Linked DNA regions of Homo sapiens: region 1 is linked to region 2. A link is a loop called in an ENCODE intact Hi-C map of the cell type or tissue named here. Cell type or tissue: Calu3. All regions are shown on one strand. Each heading gives the region's core, and the rest is flanking DNA. Links, peaks and the distances in the headings are about the cores only.

Evidence for each region. Hi-C counts contacts between places; a loop is a spot of excess contacts. Peaks named below come from ENCODE experiments on the same cell type or tissue, not always from the same donor. Only the 100,000 strongest peaks of a DNase experiment are listed, where the experiment ranks them.
Region 1: a loop joins it to region 2, with 13 times the contacts of the local background. A loop is called at or near these places in 92 of 110 quality-filtered maps.

What each region holds. Positions count from the first base shown.
Region 1 is chr6:83,510,347-83,513,151 of GRCh38, forward strand. It overlaps PRSS35 (serine protease 35), which reads left to right and starts at 2,188. Exons shown (of 2, transcript NM_153362.3): 1 at 2,188-2,348. In Calu3, for the core only: a CTCF peak has its summit at 1,697 (motif pointing left); DNase peaks (open chromatin) are centred at 1,645 and 2,255.
Region 2 is chr6:83,416,324-83,419,128 of GRCh38, forward strand. All of the region lies in intron 1 of ME1 (malic enzyme 1), which reads right to left. Among named protein-coding and RNA genes, the nearest start is that of ME1, 13 kb to the right of the region's middle. In Calu3, for the core only: a CTCF peak has its summit at 1,733; no DNase peak of the experiment used is centred there.

The sequences.
Region 1 (2,805 bases), core at 142-2,641, 94 kb after region 2:
CACTTCTGTAATCACAGCACTTTGAGAGGCTGAGGCAGGAGGATCACTTGAGGCCAGGACATCAAGACCAGCCTAGGCACCATAGCAAGACCCTGCTTCCACAAAAGAAATTATTTAAAAAGCTGGGTGAGATGGCATGTGCCTGTGTACCTGGGAGGTGGAGGTGGGAGGATTGCTTGAGCCCAGAATTTGAAGCTGCAGTCAGCTATGATCCTGCCACTGCACTCCAGCCTGGGTGACAGAGTGATAATTTAAAAACCCTGTCTCTAAAAATTTAATGAATTAAAATTTTTTAAAAATAAGAAGCCAGAAACCTAGAACTAGAGAAATAGTAAATACGAAGCATCAGGACCAGATGAAGTAAAGCGATAAATTTTGAAAACAGTCAAATTAATGATAAGACAACCTGGAATAGATCCAGAAATAGGGTACAAAAGGGCTTGGGGTCAAAGGCTCAAGAAGGGGGGCATGAAAATGAAAGAGCCCTGGAAGTTTGCTTTCTGTGATGCTAGTGGAGAATGCTGAATAAAGTGAAGGAAGCAGACCTGGGTCCACAGTGAATCCTTCTGGATTTATACAGTGTTAGAATCCCAAAAATGTTTGAGAGCTGCAGGCCTTGGAACTCCTCCAGCTCAACCATCTCAATTTACAGATGAAAAAGCGGAGGCCCAGGGCACACAGCTATTTAGTGTCAGGCGGAATTCCCATTCTGAGTTCTGGACTTTCTCTGTGACTTCTCCACACTCCATCTGACTAGCAAACTTTTTAGTTCCACGTCTAATGCAGCAGCTACTATATGCCAGGCCCTGTGGTAGATGGTGGTGATTCAAAGATGCATATGACTATTATGATCTAATTGGTGACAGAGAGCTTCAGAACTAATTCTAACTGGTAAAAATTACCAATAGATTTTAATATATGGGTAAATGCTTATGTTAACAATGCTAAATGAGAAAACAGCAATGAAATTGTATATATAGTTGGCCCTTGGACACATATTTGAACTGCACAGGTCCACTTATACACAGATTTTTTTTTTCACCCAAAAGCGGATAGAAAACAGTATTTTCAGGCAGAAATGCTTAAACAGAGGGCAGACTTTTCCTATACGCGGGTTCCCCAGGGCCCACAGCTGGACTTGGACTTGAATATGGGATGATTTTAGTATGGGGGGGCGGAGGGGAAGAGGGCCTGGAACTAGTCCGTTGAGTATAACGAGGGACAATGCTAAGTATGTTATAATCTCATTAAAAGTACACAGAACTTGAGATACGCAATAACCTACTAACGAACCAAGTGTTACAAGACATGCTAAGACCTTGTGTTGTAAGTACTTGTGCACTTACTCGATCTCCCTGCTTTAGGGCCAGGACCGAGTTTTTTTGTTTTTGTTTTTGTTTTTGTTTATGTATTCTCTCGTTGTATCAGTTCATCTTGCCCCAGACCTGTCACCCACTAGAATTTGTTGTTAAACAAATGAAGCTTCCTTTCTCATGTGGCCCCCACCCCTCTCCTAAAGGAGAATAAAAGGTCGAGAGAACGGATGAGGTTAGAATGCTGGTGGGACTGAGATGGGAAAGGACCTTAAAGGTTACTCGCCCAAAGAGGAAAACCAGCCTTTTCCCTGCAGACGGAAACTGACGCGCTCCCCCTGGAGGCAGCGCAGGATGCTCCCGGGGGTCCAGGCGTCCCAGCCTGAGGTCCCCATCCTCGTGTGCAGCCTGGGCGCCTGGTACAAGTCGGGGTAACCCTGAGGCTTGTGCATCCAGAGAAGCTAGGTCCCCGGTGGAGACTAGCTTGGGATAAGGTTGGGGAGACGCCCTCCGTTCTTCTAGATGCCTGGGGTCTCAACAGCAAGCAGTGAGGAATGAGACTCTTAACTGAACAACTCCTGAGACTGTTAAAGGAGTGCATACTATTACAGGGACAGGCATCCCCTGTGAACCTACTCATGAATTTTTCCTAATGCTTAATTCAGCTTGGGGGCAGAAATGCTGGGGTGAGACACGGCCAGGTCCGCCCCGTTCCTCCAGGGAACTCCCCTCTCCGCCCTCCCTCTCCGTCTCCTCTTGCCCACCTCCTCCTCCTCCCCTCCCCCCACTCCATCCCACCGCGCCCGCCCCTCGTCATCGCCCCCTTTCCCCTCCCATCTCCCGGCCGTGGTGCGGCGCAGCTCTCTCCCCCTCCGCAGTCTCAGTGGCGAGCTCTGGGTGCTGTGGCCCGGCCTTGGCGGGGCGGCCTCCGGCTCAGGCTGGCTGAGAGGCTCCCAGCTGCAGCGTCCCCGCCCGCCTCCTCGGGAGCTCTGATCTCAGCTGACAGTGCCCTCGGGGACCAAACAAGCCTGGCAGGTAAAGATGAAGCTCCCCAAACCCAACAACCTTAGAACTTAGAAATTTCCCTGAGAAAGGCAGGACCTACCCGAGGAGAGCTTCTTTGAAGGACTTTGAAGAAAGGGATCAAACTTGACACTTTCTTTCAGTCCTCAAAGAAACTAACCACCCTTCCCATAGGCAATTCTGTGTGCCGGCCTCTGCACAGTTTAATATTAACGACAACAATGTTTGCATTGGAATATAAATGGAATTCTTTCTGCTTAAGCAGTACCAGAGGGGACCCTCTTTATTTTTATGATTGTTAACAGATGCCATTGAGAAAGGTATGAAACGCATTCCTGAAAAGTCTCTTTGGCGGGGTTACTATGAAAGCTAGCCTCTCCCCTCTACCCTTTTATCAACTTGGCTGCGGAGGTCAGCAAAAGGAGCATAGGAAAACGTTTAGAAAATGAGGCGGCGAAATGAAGTAGAA
Region 2 (2,805 bases), core at 214-2,713:
CATGAATATTGACTTTTATTCTTCACATTTCAGTATTGTCTGAAAGCCTCTGAGTTTAAGAATCAGTTTTCAGAGACCAAGGTCAGTGCTTCTGGTGAAGAACCAATTTAGCCCCCTATCAGAGGCTTTTAACTTAAAATTCACAGACCTAATCACAGATCCTCAAGGTATGGATGAGTAATTAAGGAGGCCTGAACTTGGACATCTTTTTCACAAACTCTATGAGATTTAGTATTTCCTTCCATTTTAAATGAAATAAACAAGAGACATAATAGTAGTTCCTGGCCAGGCACAGTGACTCACGCCTCTAATCCCAGCAGTTTGGGAGGCCAAGGCAGGAGGATCGCTTGAGCTCAGGAGTGCGAGACCAGCCTGGGCAACATAGTGAGATCCCCATCTCTACAAAAAAAAAGTAGAAAAAAATTAGCTGGGTGTGGTGGCATGCACCTGTAGTCCCAGCTACTTGGGAGGCAGAGGTGGTAGGATGTCTTTGGCCCGGGAAGTCAAAGCTGCAGTGAGTCAAGATCATGCCACTGCACTCCAGGCTGGGTGACAGAGTGAGATTTGTCTAAAAAAAAAAAAAAAAAAGTAGTTTCTGTGTCTTTGTCATAATAGAAATAACAATTATTTTTATGCCATGTTACATCTGTGGCATGTATCTGGAAATAACATTCATGTTCTTCATTACTTTGAAATTACTGTAGCTTTAGATCTGCAATAAGGTTTTGTTTTGCTTTGTTTTGCTTTGTTTAGAGACAGTCTGTTGCCCAGGATAGAGTGCGGTAGTATAATCATAGCTCACTGCAGCCTCGAATTCCTGGGCTCAAGCAATCCTCTTGCCTTAGCTTCTTGAGTAGCTGGAACTATACGCATACACCACCACATCTGGAAAAAAAATTTTTTTTTGAGACAGGGTCTCACTATGTTGCCCTGATTGATCTCAAATTCCTGTCCTTTGTCCTCAAGCAGTCTTCCTCCCTTGGCCTCCCAAAGTGCTGGGATTACAGGAGCCACTGTGCCTAACTAACATGTTTTTTTTGTTGTTTTTTGTTGTTGTTGTTGTTGTTGTTGTTTTGAGACGGAGTCTCACTTTGTCGCCCAGGCTAGAGTGAAGTGGCGTGATCTCGGATCATTGCAACCTCCGCCACCCAGGTTCAAGCCATTCTCCTGCCTCAGCCTCCTAAGCAGGTGGGACTACAGGCGCGTGCCACCATGCACAGCTAATTTTTGTATTTTTAGTAGAGACGGGGTTTCACCATGTTGGCCAGGATGGTCTCGATCTCTTGACCTTGTGATCCACCCGCCTTGGCCTCCCAAAGTACTGGGATTACAGGCATGAGCTACAACGCCAGGCCCAACTTTTTTTAATAACATGAACAGGCACACAGGCCAGTCATGCAGACAACCTTGATATTGATCTCTTTAAAAAATAAAACTTTACTTTAAATTGCCCATATTTAAATATATTATCTTGCTATATGAGTCTTCAATAAAGAGGAATATATCTTACAATACACACTTGTAAATATATTTGTTAATATTTTGATACCTATATTTAATTACAAGTGGTTTCCTTTGTAATATTATGTATACTGTTTATTTAAAATCATTGATTTAAGGAGACCACAGACTTCATCAACTTTCCAACTTTTGTGCCTTTGGCACAAAATATGTTGAAAACTGTTGCAGAGGACTGTTTCAGTTTCTTAAGGGATATATACCTCAGACATGATATTCCCAGAAACACCACAAGATGGCTTTCTTGCTTCAGATCCACTGTGGAGATTTGCAGAAATGTTTTCTCTCTGCTTTTACAGTTACTTTATGGGCGGTTGTGAAGCTCGCTGTATTGGTCAGTTTTCCTAAGAAACTGAACCTTTATATATATGAAGAGATTTATTATGAGAGAAATAGTATAATTGGCTCACATGATTATGGAGGCTGACAAGTCCAAAGACCTGCTGCCAGCAAGCTAGAGACCCAAGAGAGCCAATGGTAATGGTGTAGATCCAGTCTGAAAGCCAGGAGGTTCAAGACCCAGGAAGAGCCCACATTTTAGTTTGAGTCCAAGGGCAGGAAAAATTTGATGTCCCAGCTTCAGGACAGTCAGGCAGGAGAAGTTCCCTCTTACTCAGCTTTTTCGTCCTTTAACTGATTGGATGAGGCCCACCCACATTAGGGAGGGCAATCTGCTTTACTCAGTTCAAATGTTCATCTTATCCAGAAACACTCTCACTGACACTACAAGAGTTACAAGAGTAATGTTTGAACAAATGTCTGTGCACCCTGTGGCTTAAGCAAGTTGACAGATAAAATTAATCATCACACTCACAGATATCATTGAGTGAATGCTTACAATGCATACAGGAACTACCCCAACGAAACAGTGGCTTGTCAGGTATGATCCATAGTCTCATTAGGCTTACAATATAAAGAGCTTAACAGGATATTATATGAAAAGCTACACAAATAACTATAACAATTGTGATAAGTACAGGGAAAAGAAAAGGAAGAACTTAATTTAGACAGTTAGAGAAATAGTTCACTGAGGAGTAATGTCAAAATGCAATCTGAAGGATGACTAGAAAGAGTAGCAGTTGACCAGGTGAAAAGTTGGGGGTAGGTAGAGAAGAAACAGCATGTATATAACCCCTAATGCAGAAAAGCTTGGCTTCTCAGGGAAAGCGTAGGGAAGGAAACTGCACCAACTGTGAGAAATGATAAAAGATGAGCACTAGAAAGAAAGGTACGAACCTGAGTGGGCAAGTCCTAGTTAACCAGGTAAGAAGTTTCAAACATTATCCT